Regions from separate parts of the Homo sapiens genome. Here region 1 is linked to region 2. Evidence: chromatin contacts called from ENCODE Hi-C or POLR2A ChIA-PET data. All regions are on one chromosome and are shown on one strand. The core of a region is the stretch at or near the end of the contact, and the rest is flanking DNA. Distances in the headings are between cores, read along the strand shown.

What was found. A loop is a pair of places that touch in the nucleus more often than their neighbours do. ChIA-PET counts read pairs that join two places held with the same protein, here RNA polymerase II (POLR2A). Pooled maps may share reads with other maps.
Region 1: a pooled map shows a loop between it and region 2 (8-fold over the local background). The contact joins two enhancer-like sites. A Hi-C loop is called at or near these places in 1 of 37 single-sample maps with no recorded cell type and 6 of 50 pooled maps. POLR2A ChIA-PET finds 5 or more read pairs at or near these places in 1 of 52 experiments (OCI-LY7).

What each region holds. Positions count from the first base shown.
Region 1 is chr6:128,255,721-128,262,747 of GRCh38, forward strand. The region is part of intron 3 of PTPRK (protein tyrosine phosphatase receptor type K); the gene reads right to left. Among named protein-coding and RNA genes, the nearest start is that of PTPRK-AS1, 230 kb to the left of the region's middle. Within about 2 kb of position 4,196, at least 2 of the 41 ENCODE cell types and tissues checked have a DNase peak (open chromatin) inside an H3K27ac peak, as active enhancers do.
Region 2 is chr6:127,482,599-127,489,961 of GRCh38, forward strand. MTCL3 (MTCL family member 3) reads right to left here. Exons shown (of 7, transcript NM_001400265.1): 5 at 315-386. It overlaps SOGA3-KIAA0408 (SOGA3-KIAA0408 readthrough), which reads right to left. Exons shown (of 13, transcript NR_174482.1): 5 at 315-386. Among named protein-coding and RNA genes, the nearest start is that of KIAA0408, 27 kb to the left of the region's middle. RefSeq lists an enhancer at 1,706-1,835. Within about 2 kb of position 1,678, at least 4 of the 41 ENCODE cell types and tissues checked have a DNase peak (open chromatin) inside an H3K27ac peak, as active enhancers do.

The DNA of each region.
Region 1 (7,027 bases), core at 2,946-5,445, 780 kb after region 2:
ACAACACCTGGAAACTTCTTGGAAACTCTGTGGGTGGGACCCACCGATCCATGGTTTCAGAGCTCCTGCAGGTGATACTGATGCAGGCTAAAATGTGAGAACCATTCATCTAGGCTGATCTCCAAGCTGAGCTAAAAGTTACATGACAGTTTCAATCCTATAGGTTTTCTTCCTTCAGAACTTTTTCCTTTTCAAGAAAAAAACTGTAAGTAGATTCATAGGTTTTCTTTATCAGATAGCCAGCTAAAACAAAAATATAAGCCTGTATAAAATACCAATTTTTAAAAATTTGAACAATTAGCCATGTATTTATTCAACAAGAAGAAATTTATGGAGTGTCTAATATTTGCTGGACTAATATCTGACAGAAAGAAATACCTAATTTTTGGTCCCTGTCCTCAAGAGAGTCACAATGTGGCAGAAGAGATAAGCATGGTAGGAAATAACTATAGCACAGTTATATGTGATAAAGCAGAGTTAGAACGCTATGAGAGTTCAGGGGAGAGAGAAAATTACTCCACCTGGGAAAACAGCAAGACTTCAGAGAAAGCGACCTTTGAAACATCCTTCATTAACCCAGCACTTAGTGAGCACACACTATTCTAGCCGCTAGGGATACGAAGATGGATAAAAGGCAGAGCCACACCTTTTAGAAGGTAAACCTCTATGACATATGTAGAGCAATAATGTAAAACAAGAGAAAGAGTAGGCAAACTATGTTCTTCATTTTTTTTTTTTTTTGAGATGGAGTCTCGTTCTGTTGCCAGGTTGGAGTGCAGTGGCGATCTTGGCTCACTGCAACCTCCAACTCCCGGGTTCAAGCACTTCTGCCTCAGCCTCCCGAGTAACTGGGATTACAGTTGCATGCCACCACACCTGGCTAATTTTTGTATTTTTAGTAGAGACGGGGTTTCACCGTGTTGGTCAGGATGGTCTCGATCTCCTGACCTCGTGATCCGCCCGCCTCAGCCTCCCAAAGTGCTGGGATTACAGGCGTAAGCAACCATGCCCGGCTGTAGGCAAACTATTTTCTATCTGGGAAAGCGGACAATGATTCAAAAAAAAGATGATTCCAAGCAGTTTTAAAACACTGCAAAAAAAGAGGGCGTTACAGACCAAATAAGGTGTATTTGCAAAAGACTGACAAGAGGAAATATAATGAGCTATTGGCACAAGCAATTTTGTAGAACATCTAGTTAGGAAGAATAGAACAGAAGAGATTAAAACCTGGGAGATGGAGTGGCTCATGCCTGTAATCCCAGAACTTTGGGAGGCCGAGGCAGGAGGATCACATGAGGTCGGGAGTTCGAGACCAGACTGACCAACAAGGAGAAACCCCGTCTCTACTAAAAATACAAAATTAGCCAGGCATGGTGGCACATGCCTGTAATCCCAGCTACTCGGGAGGCTGAGGCAGGAGAATTGCTTGAACATGGGAGGCGGAGATTGTGGTGAGCCCAGATCACGCCATTGCACTCCAGCCTGGGAGACAGAGAGAAACTCCATCCAAAAAAAAAAAAAAGACACCTGGGAGATAGGAAGCTGGGACCTTATCTTGCATGGACTTCTACACCACAAAAAGGAGTCTGCCTTTTTTCATTTTATTTTATTTTATTTTTGAAGGTGTTGTAATGCCTTTAAAGGGTTCTACATGAGGGATAATGTGATTTGCACCTTAAAAAGGTCAGTGTGGTAGCAACAACCAGATTCAAGAACTGGAATCTCATCAGAAAGACCTAAACATGTAATAGTATGCCTAAATATGCTTGGATATTAGTCAACCAATCAAGAAATATTTATTGCATACCTACGTGTACAATAATGTGGAAAGATTTAGATTTTAGTGCTATATTAACATACATATTTATGGAGAGATCAAACACATTATATATTCAGGAAAACAAATTTGTGTATGTAATTTTTTAATCCAAAATGCAATAACAAGTGTTTAAAATAAATAAGTCTCAGAAAGGCTTCACTTAAATTTAATTTCAGACTTAAAATAATGTCATAAACATTGTCTTCACTCTAAGATTTATAAGATAAGTGAAATGATGTAATAAAATGCCAACTTTTCACCCCTTTCAATTTAAGCTAAATTCAGTTTTCAAAGATAGGTGTGATGGAAATTCATTTTTAATTTTCTCTATACTGCGTGTCACCAAAAAAACCAACATGATATACTCAACTAATCTAGTTCAAAGTTCCAGTTCTCAAAAATATGAAGGTTCTCTGATTTGTAAATAGACCTAAACTTTATTGTCATGGCTCATAATAAATCCTGGGAGAAAGAAAAATGGCCAGAATATATTTTATTCAGAAATCAATTAGGACCACTGAGAATTATTTAAATGTGATAATTTGAGGGGATACACACAGGGAGGAAAGTGTCTGAGAATAAAATCATTTTCTTTATACATAAACTAAATTTTATTCTCTTTAAGAAATAAGGCCTTTAAGAAAATCACCATTCTGCTTGTCCCTATATTCTTCTATAAGAAAATAGTGATTATGTGAAATTCCTTAAAATTTCTATAATAAAGACCAAAATATAATGTTAAATCAAGCAAGTGTTACAACATCCATTTGACTATGTTAAAAAGATCAAAATATGTTACATAAAACTGATATCACAGAGTAATCATGCATGGTTTAACTGGCTAATATCTCTCCCTTACCTCTTCCTGAAGTGCTCATGCTAACACTAGAGATAACTGACCAGAAAAATCCAAGGCACTGGGAAAATGAAATAAAGGAAACAAATACTGAATAAAAATGTTAGTTTCGCTATGTACTTTTTTCATTGTATATGTACTTTTTCATTAGATAATTATTTCTCGAGCACCTGATATGTACAAGAGATGAAAAACATAAAACAAAGTTGATGTCTTCATGGAAAACAGGCTAGTATGGAAGAAAGACACTAAACAAGCATATGGAACAGTGACCAAAGTGCTAAGGCAAGGAGGCAAAGGAGTTAACGAACAGAAGGGTAGAGACGGGGTAATTAGGTCAGCCTCTGAGAAGGCAAAATATGAGTAGAGACCAGAATGGGAAGATGGAGGTAATGCCATTCCAGGCGGAGGGAATGACAGGCACAAAGACTTTGAGATACGAATGATCTTGGAGCATTCCACGATCAGAAAGCTGAATGAGGGAGGCAGAGAGCAGAAGACAATTTAACGTGGAGCTAGCCAATAACTGGATTTGGATTTTATTGACTCCATTGAGAAGCCAGTGGAGGATATGGGGTAGAATTCCTAAGTTCCTGATATCTGACATGTGTTTTTAAAAGATCAGTCTGCTGTGAGGAGAAGAGCCTCAGAGAGGTAATAAGGGAAGCTGGGAGAAGTGTGGGGAGGTCCATGTTTGAGGAGGGAGACAGGGAAAGCATGGATTTTTAGCAGTGCTTCCCAAATGCTTTTATATTATGAAAAACAAACAGGAGATGACAACAACTGTGTGGCACCTTGAAGTAAAAAGACAACTGTCATAGTTCCAGGCTCCACCCTATAGGCTAGGTTATCACACTACAAATTTTTCAACACCTGCAATACCACTGTCAGGGAACACCAGTATGCCACAGCTCAAAACCACTAAACTAAGAGTGAGAAATTGTCAGATTGGGACAGGTTGCTTAAAAATAGAATATGAAGAGGAAAGCTTTTCACAATAACCTAATTAAGGAAACCAAAACATTATGTATTATGATTCCACTGAATATCAAGTTTAATATGCACATGCACACACACATATATAATGTACATATATGCACATACATACATGCATATGTATGTGCCACCTGTCAAAATATTAGGAGTCATCTCTAGAAAGCAGAAGGTGAGATTATGGATTACTTTCATTTTCTGTGTATTTCTTCAATGATTTCGTTACTTACAGTAAGTTTGCACTGGTTAAGTAACACGAATAGAGAGAGGCAAAAAATTTCAAGTATGTTTTAGAAGTATAATTCAGTGTGTGTTCAATTTTCATTCTTTTATGTGAAAATCATAAATCCCTAGGAAAGGGCCATAAAAATTCTAAGTATACTACCTTTCTAGCAGTTGAAGATATAACTTAAAACATTCTTTCCTTTTCATTTAAAGAAAGTTAAAAGGAAACTAAAAAAATGTGACTTCCTTCTGTAACATAAGAACCCTTCCACACAACTGCTTTCATTTTCCAGTCCATAACATATGTAAAGCAAACGTACAACATGGACGTAATTTCATAGGAAAGGCCTTAAACTATATAGACCCAATTAACAGTAGTCATCTTGGGGGAGAAATTGAATGAAATGGGTGAAATGAGTTTCACTTTTCATTTTACTGATGTCTGTATTTGAATATTTATAAGTATTTATCAAAATATAATTGCATAATTTAGAAAATCTTTTTTTAGACCTATAGAGTATATTATTCTCTGGATTACACTTCTGATGACATGGCTTCCTAAAATATATTTTTTTTTATTCTATTTTTTAAAAGATTGGATTTCATTCTAAATGTAACAGAACAGGCTTATAGCAGAGGAGTGACATAATCTGAATTATGATCTGAAGAAGTTTGTTTTGATGACTGTGAGAAGTGGTTTGTGGGAGACCAAGATCCAGAAGCAGAGACAATGTTAAGGAGACCACTGCAGTTGTTGAAGGAAAAGATGACGGCATTAACCCTGAGGATGCCCAAAAATAAAATAGAGAAGATGGCCTTTATCATTGCTACCCACAATATCTAGCATAGCAAATGGCATGTAGTAAGCCTCCTATAAAGAGGTATTCGGGTAAGAAAGTTAGGAAGAGAGGCCAGCCATCCAGAAGGCTGGGATGGAGATTACCGCTTTTCTAATTGGAGCTGGAGAAGCGAAACATGTTTCTTGAAGATGCTTGTATAATGTCCATTTATGAAAGCAGTTTCCTAATCTCCTAATAAATAAAAGACTCATATAACCACTACCACAACAAATTTGGAAGCAGGGACAACAAAAATTATTTCAAAACAAGCTTAGTTCTCCGTTCAACTCCAGTATTTAAGCATGTGGTCCCTGAACTTTCATGTACATTCACTGAACTTTCATGTACATTAGAAGATGCTGCAAAAATATAGGAAGTTGTAGTAAGTTACTTTAAAGACACCTAAAAAATACTGCTTTAGCAAGCTTAACATTTAATGATATAGTTGTCCTCTAAGATCTGAAAATAAAAATTTAAATTGCAAAACAAACATGCATTTTCTTAGTTTTTCCATCTCTTTTTATGTATAGGCTGAGGTCTCTACTTAGTATTTCATCCTGAGCTTATATAGCAATAGTTTCTGTTTTACCCCTCTTGATCTGTCAATCTATCAAGCCTCTAAACTTCATTTTCTATTTTACCCATCCAAATTTAAATTCCATGTTGTCTTTATTTATTTTATATTCCAAGCTCAGTGCTCCAAATAAAACTTTCAAAAAAGAAAAACCCATCAATTTTTGTTCAAACATATTAGATGATTCATTGTTGTATTTCTTTTGGTTCATATGATTAAAGATGTAAAAGCAGAAATCAATACTTATACAGATTTTTCAATAGTTATATGGATTTAAAATTTGAGAATAATGTTCTAGAGGGCAAAAGATGTTAAAAACACTATAACAAAAAACAGCAAATTTTCCAAACTAGCACTTAAGATATTTTATTACATAATATGGTGAAACACTACATTGTACATTGACAGGTATATTTTATTATAATTTCTTTATGAAATCCATTGTCTCCAAACTTGAATTAGCAAAATGTTTGTAACACAGTAAAAACTAGCCAGATGTCTATAGTTATTACAGGGGAAGTACTGTGTGCAGAGCTTCAGTCTAGAGCAAAACTGTCCAGCAAAATTGTCTGCCACAAGAAAAATGTTCTGTATCTGTCTACATAGTAGCCACTAACCAGCCACCTGCAGGCATCAAGCACTTAAAATGTGGATAGTGCAAATGAATAAATACATTTTTAATTTTAATTTTAATAATTGCATCTGGCTAGTGACTAGCTCATTGAACAGCAGAACTTTTAAATATGAATTTTGACAAATTTGGGCAATAGCTTTTGGAGCTATATTAACAGTTAAAAGCAAAAAGAAGCAACTGGTGGGTCAAGCAAACTTTCATATAAGACACAAATTCCACAAGAATCAAGAATATAGGCTCTACTCTTAAGCACAGCATCAAGTTGGGCCCTTACATGGTGGGCTAATTATTTCATGGCACCAACAAGCAAGAATGACATGATTATGCCTAGAATCCAATACCAGGAGTTACTCAGCCTGAGAAAACTCTCCACATGTGCAAATGACAAAACTGATCAAGTGTGCTTTATGTGGATCAGGCAATGCTGTATGGCTTGGTATTACAGTCAAATATTACTTTCCAGGTTTGGATTCATCCCAATTTTATGGATGACAAATTAAGCAGCATAGTGAAAGTTAAACTGCAACTCAAAACTGTTGATACACCAATTTTATGTAGTTTCCAACCTGTTTTCTCCCTAGGTTTAAAATGTGAGACAGCCTCAATATTAAATTATTGAAACCAAATAAGTTCATAGAAGCAAAAATATATTATGCACTATACTCTCTTAAAAAAGGATTTTTTATCTCAAGAGAATCACACTGACAGACTTAATATGTAATCATTGATCTTCAATATCTGTTATCTTATCCTAAATTTTTGGCCTTTTTGTTTTCTAGAAATGAGTTATTTTAAAGAGTGTTCGACTCCCCACATACTAAAACAACACTAACTTCCCAAAGAAAAGAACAGAGTGTTTACTTAATCTTTCATATAGGTAAGCCCTAAACTAGACCCAACTACAGAGCTATGGAGGGGGCAAGGCAAAGAAGGAGGGAGAGGGAGAGAATGACAGACACTGTCTCCAAAACCAACTAAACTCTCAGTTGCTTTGGAAAATCAGTTTAGGACTAGACACTTAGACATCAGGAATTCCTACCTTTCTGTTTAATGTGATGCATTTATACGAAAAGTCTTTTTTGTGAAA
Region 2 (7,363 bases), core at 428-2,927:
TGACCTTATTAATTATAAAAGGACAAGATTAGCATCATGAGTATAGTTCTCAAATATAGCAGCGTATAAAATACGAATGACATTTTTCTGTGTGCTTACAATGTAAAGCAATTATAATAGGGATGTTATGGTTGGCTTTATAAGTAAATATTCTGATTTATACTACCTGTATCTACAGCTACATAATTGATATGCAAATTTGACTTTGTTTTGCATAAGTTTATCTGGCCATTATATCTATTTATAAATGTAGTTTGTGATTATATACACTTAGAGGTACTTGGTGTACTAGTTGAAATTTTATTTCCACATACCTCTGTGGGAGTCTGTTGAGCCTTTTTTTCAGATTTTGGCAAATCTTTGCTTCCTCTTCTTTTTAAGGATAACTGAAACAAAGCATGAATATATTTAGTTGGATAAACTATAATTTTAATTCAATTTTATGTTTTTAAGTATTCTAGTCTCAAACGACAAAACCAAGACAAATAAAAAGAGTTAGTTCAATAATCATAAAAGGAGGAAAAAAAATCCTAAACCAGATAGATTTAGATATATTTTTACTTTGGACTAGGATACACATCACAGTAGAATGTAGCTGGCAATTATTTAATTTGAGAAATACAGGAAACCTACTGTGAAAATGCAGAAAAACAACAGACAAAATTGATTGTTGACTCAATATGATATATAGTTCAAATGTAAACAAATGCTTGTTAGCATTCCACATCACTGAAGGAAAAAAAGTAAGTTATTATTTCCAATGTTGGGAGTTAGGTTGCTATAAGCTTATGAACACACACTTTCAGTGAATTTATGTAGAATCGGAAGCACTTCATTCTCCCCTCACCACACATCACCCCCTTGCTCCTCCTCGACACGTGCAAAATGATAGGGCATGGTAGGGGTTGTAGTGAAATGGAGAAGGCATGCCCCATCTCAAGAAACAGGTGGACCAGCCACAGCTTCAGCTCATTGTGTGATACAGGAATGTGGGCTTTTACAAGAGAAGCTGGGAATCTGGATTCTTATGTAAAATCTCCCACATTTTACTGGCTGATCCTAATTAAAATTCAAACTAACACTTTGGAAGTCAAAGAATACACAGCTAGTGCCAAACTGTTTCAAGGACAAGCGTAATATGATCTCTGGTGCTCAGTTCCATTTCTCACACCAATATAAGAAGAAGGGTCTCTGTATGTAAACAATAATTATCCGTATGTATGACTGTCTACCATATACTACACATTGAGGGGGAGACTCAAAGTTTGATTAGATACTGCATCTACCATCAGGAAGCTGAAACTTAGCAGGGGAGGAGACAGAGAAGCAAACAATTACAGTGCAAATTGATAAATGCTATGCTTTAGGTTCTGTGAAGCAGGGGTTTTGATTTAGTGTGGCATCACCACCATAAAAATAGTGCTTGCCACATGGCAGGTGGTGAAAAAAATACTTGCTGAACTAATGATATATGAATACCAAATCGAGGTTCTGAGGTCAAAGAGAAGGACAGGGGTATAGACTGACAGTAAAAATAGGGAAGCCTTTTCCAAACAGGAGTCTTCATAAATTCGCAAAGAAATGAAAATTAAATTCTTCACATGTTAATTTCTAACCCATATCCACTGTTAAGTAAAGGCATACGTTCAAGCACAGAAGGCAGGGGAATACTTTGGTGCAACTGCTTTCATTCAGTATGAAACTGAAACTACACAGACAAATGAATAGCCCACGTGGTTATTCATTTCTAGTTCTTTACAGGAAGAAGTTCTTTCTGTTGCTTGTATAATCTTCTTAGAAAGGAAAGCTTGGGGACTGACTCACCATAACCAAAAAGTAATTTAGGAAGTAATCAACAAAACAGTCCCAAGAATACCAAGAATAAAGTGAGCTAAACTAAGAAACCTGGAACATTCTAGGTAGGGGCTGCCTACAAGAAGCGTTGAATTTGTTTCACTAAATACTTATTGAATGCTTGTATTTGAATTCACTCAATTATGTGTTTATTTAGTGACTACCAATGCACTTCATAACATACCTGTGACACAATAATAATGAAACCAATGTGATCTTTGCTCTTTTGGGGGTTCTCAGCTTACTTGGCATGATCTGTTCAGTCTGGAATTCAACACAGTGTTATGAAAGCAATGATAATACAAGAACAATATTAACTGTCATTGAGCCCTAATTCATGTCAACCCCTTCACATACATTATCTCAGCTAATTTTTAAACACTCCTTTTAGCCTCACTTTGCAGGTGCTGAAACTAAAGTTTACAGGGGTAACAGAAGTAGATGAATAAATTATCAAAAGCATCAGTTATCTCTGTGCTCCTCAGAACAGCATCATCAGTGTCACCCAGAAAGCTGTTGGAAAAGCAAATTCTTGAGATTCATCCCAGAACCACTGATTCAGAAACTCTGAGGATGAGGCCCAGTGATCTATGATTTAATAAGCTAAAGTTTGCAAATGTCTAAAGTTACTAGTTGGTAACAATAACTTCAGACCTTGACCCAAGTCTTTCTCATATCTAACTGTTAGCTATTAGATCACTAAGGAGAAAGACTTTATCTAATCTAGGGCTAGAGATGGTGTGGGGAGCTAGGGATAATTTCCAAAATGAGTAGCATCTTATCTAGAATCTGGTGCATGAGTAGTTAGCCAATGGAAGATGAAGAGGAGGAAAAGGGAAAAAAAAAGGCATTCCACATAGAAAAACCATTTCTGGGACAGAAATTCCATATGGGTGTTACAGAGTGAGAGGAGAGGAGTGACATGAGATTTGCTGGTGGCATAAGTCAGATCTTGAAGGACATTGAATAAAGATTGAATTTTATCTTATTCAGGTCAAATTATTGTCCTAGGGTCAACTTGGAGCACTAAATGCTCCTATTGAGCAAGAAATGTCATAATTAGACTGTCATAGAGATATACAAAGACACAAGGGTGGCAGTACAAATCGCTGTGAGATAAAGATGTTACATGCAGGGGTTTCAAGGGAAAGTATGTTCTAGTTCTGGAAATGTTTTTTGGTCTTTGTGTTTCATTCATTTCATAGGTATTTAGTTTCTGGTCTATATGTGGTACTGTATATATGCCAAACACATGTGACTAAGAAATATTGTACTCTTTCCCCAAAGAGCTAACTGTTTATAATGATAAAAAGGATGCAATTAGCAAAAACAGTGGGCAGAACTAACTCAGGGCAATAAATGAACAAAAAGGGACTGAGAGGGCAAAGGAAGAAGCTCTAATTCCAGATCTGGGGAATCAGAGAAAATCATTCAAGAGAACTGACTTTTGAAGGATATGCAAAATTTCAACAGAAATAAAACTGAACAAACTGTTGTAGGAGTAAAGATATAGAGGAATGAGTTTGCCTTTCAGATGCACTAACTCCTGAAAAGAAGTGATGGAGGTAGGGCCACTGTAGAGATGGGGTAAAAGAAGATGCAGAAAAGATTGAGGTCAGCTTGTGCAGCTGAGAAATTTAGACTTTATCCTGTGGGCAATGTTAAAATGAGACCTCTAAATTAATATAAGAGCAATGCTGAAATTAGGGCATTCTTTCCTAAGAGGCATTTTCTATTTTGCTTTTATTTAAATATCACTCAGGTGGAGTGTTAAGCTCAAATAAAGCTCTGAAGTAAAGCCTTCCCCTTGAATAAAGATACATTAGCTTTCAGGTGCCTTTAGGGCTGCTACTATGTGTAAGTATCACATTTGCATTTTCAATAAATATTTCATATTTTCATATTCCAGTAAGTTTATGTTAACTTTCTGAATCCTATGAAACAAAGATGAGACATTTCTATGGATACAGAAAGTTAGAGAAATAATGTGAGTCCAAGTAGTCCCTTTCCTGTGAGGATGAAACTGTGTAACCTCCCCCCTTGTCATCCTCCCCCACCATCATCCACTAAATCTTGTAACCTCTGCTAGGGGAGCAGTTGGGGAGGCCACAATGAAATCTCAGATTTTCATATTTGCTGGCAAAGCAGGCACTTCTCTAGATGGTTCTCTAGATAAATACGTTGAAAACATTTATTGTCCACTTCTTAATTCTTTACATTCCCAGCCTCAGCTTGTCCAAAAGAGGCTGCTGTTTTTTTTGATCATGAGAAGGCCAGGAATTAGAGAGTTTTGCCAGTAATTATTTTTTCACAGCAATGATATAAAATGGGTTGTTTGTTTTCTAAAAATGTTTTGAGATTATCTTCCTTTTCTCAATTAAAATTTACTCCACTTAGTATGTAGCATCTTTATGTTTTCAGCAATTAAACCACAGAGAAGAATGTGCCTAACATGCTACCAAAAGACATATTATGCATATAGAAGTCTCCTATGCTGTTGATAAAATTAAAGAGAGATTCATTTGTGTGGTAATTAAATCAAGAAGGAAACTATAGAGACATTAATATTTAGATCTTTTGAGCCCTAAATATGTGTCATGCACTTTTCTAAGCACTTTATATGTATCTACTCATTCAGACTGACAACAGACTTATTGACACCATTGTCTGAAGCACACAATGGATTTATCGCTCAGCTAGCTAGTGTTAGAACCAGGATGCAAATTAGCCAGTTTCAGAGTTCCCACTCTGAACAACTACATTATACTGTTACTTCGACAGAAAAAGGTGCAATTTAGATAGCAGGCTTATATTATTTCTGAGCATATCCTTTATGGTAACAGAGCGTGACAGCAAGGTTTGGGGTACTAGGTTACATATATGACACATGTGCAGAAGTTTTAATATTTTCAACACAGGGATCAGCAGAAGTGACATACACCACTTACTGGTTCTTAAATCAATCTGTAAATACTGTGACTATAGGGTAACACTGGGAGGGAGGCCCAGGGATTGCCTGCTGGAAGGAAACTGAAAAAGGTAGAAGCTCTGTCTCCAACTTGTCTTGGAAGGGGACAGAATGGGCTCTTGTTCCTAGAAGTCTTCCTCTTTTCCTTCTATTACATCCTTGACACTTACCCAGACAGACTGGCAGAGGCAGAACAGGTGAAGTGCCCAGAGAGCTTACTTAGGACCACATTCACTCTCTTCCCTAAAAGGGTGAGGCAGGATCCCAAGCTTCATACTAAGGCATGATCTTAAGGTCCAGAGGGGAATGTGGGTGAAGAAGAGGCACATGCCAGGGTGATCAAGCTGTATCATCCTGTGCAAAATCTTTCAGTGGCTTCCCATCTCACTGAGTTAGAGTCATGCTTTACTAAGGTATACCAGACCCTGACTACACACTGGATTTATTCTGGTAATGTTTTATAAAGACTTGACCAGATTTCAACCCAGACCAATTAAAACAGATTTTGGGATTGGGCCCAGACATTTTTTCAAAGCTCCCAGAGTGACTAGAATGTGTAGCTGGTTCTGTCAACTACCAGCCCACTCTATGTGGTCACCCCACCCCCCAATCCCACATCCCAAACAAGCCCTTCAACCTCATCTCCCACCACACTCCTCACTGCTTTCTTTGCTCTAGTGTCACAGGCATCCTTGCAGTTCCTCAAACATACCAAGTATGCCCTTGTTTGGGGCCTTTGGATTATGGCTTCCTCTGCCTGCAACATTCTTCCATCATATACTCTCATGACCCACTTCCATAGTCTCTTCAGGGTTCCTAATAAGAGAGACCTTCCCAGGCCATTTCATATCAAAAAGCAAATCCTTCGGCCATTCTCTTCCTTTGCATATTCCTTGTCTTCCTAATTCTGCTTTTTAATTTTTCCCCATAGCTCCTCTAATCTCACCAACTGACTTGTATATTTGTTTGTTTCAATGTCTGTTTTCTCATTCTGCAATGTGAGCTCCACAAGAGCAGGCTCCTAGAATTGGTCTCTGTTATAGCTCCTGCTCTTAGAAATATACCTGACACAAAGTAGTTGTTTAGTCTATGTCAGTTCAATGAGGAAACAGCCACTGTAGCTTTATTTCTTACCTAGATTTGTTTTGGAAGCGTTACTAAAAGTCAATAAATGATAACAGGTAAACAAAAGCCCATTTGAAAAGGTCTACTTTAAAAGTAGACCTTTAAAAAGCTGGAATATAAAATGGAAAGAAGCTGGAAAAATAAAAATGTCTTAGGCTTTTCAACAAAAAGACTAAAGAGTCAAAATTGTATGAGCTGAAAAGTATTTAAAACAGGACATATCACATATAGCTGGCCCTCTGTATCTACAGGTTTCACATCTGTGGATTCAACCAACCACAGATTGAATTTTTTTTAAGTACAACAATAAAAAATAATGCAAACTTAAAAATGATACAGTAAAAACCACTATTCACATAACATTTACATTGTATTATGTATCATAAGTAATCTAGAGTTGATATAAAGCACAGGCATACCTTGATTTATTGAGCTTCACTGTATTGTACTTCACAGATACCACAATTTTTACAAATTTAAGATTTGTGGAAACTCTGCATTGAGCAGGTCTATTCGTGCAATTTTTCTAAAAGCATGTGCTCATTTTGTGTCTCTGTGTTACATTTTGGTAATTCTCCCATTATCTCAGACTTTCTCATTATTATTATATCCATTATGATAATCTGGGATGAATGATCTTTGATGTTACTCTTTCAATTGTTTTGGGGCACGATTAACTTCACTGATATAAATTGGCTAACTTAAATGTGGTGTGTGTTCTATCTGCTCCACCAACTGGCTGTTCTCCCATCTCTCTCCCTCTCAGGCCTATTCCCTGAGACACAACAGTATTGAAATAGGCCAATTAATAACCCTACAATGGCCTCTAAGTTTTCAAGTGAAAAGAAGAGTCATATGTCTCTCACTTTAAATCAAAAGCTAGAAATAATTAAGCTTGGTGACGTAGGCATGTCCAAAGCCAAGATAAACCAAAAGCTAGGCCTCTTGTGACAAACACCTAGGCCTCTTAGCCAAGTTGTGAATGCAAAGTAAAAGTTCTAGAAATAAATTAAAAGTGCCACTCTAGTGAACACACAAATAATAAGAAAGCAAAACAGCCTTATTGCTGATATGCAAAAAGTTTTAGTGGTCTGGATAAAAGATCAAACAACCCACAACATCCCCTTAAGCCAAAGCTTAACCCAGGGCAAGGCCCTTACTCTTCAATTCTATGAAAGTGAAGGAAGAGAGGTGAGGAAGCTGCAGAAGAAATGTTAGAAGCTAGTGGGCATTGGTACATGAGGTTTAAGGAAAGAAGCCATCTCCATAGCACAAAAGGGCAAGGTTCAGCAGCAAGTGCTGATGTAGAAGCTGCAGCATGCTATTGGGAAGATCTAGGTAAGATGATTGGTGAAGGTGGCTACACTAAATAATAGACTTTCAATGTAGATAAAACAGCCTTCTATTGGAAGAAGA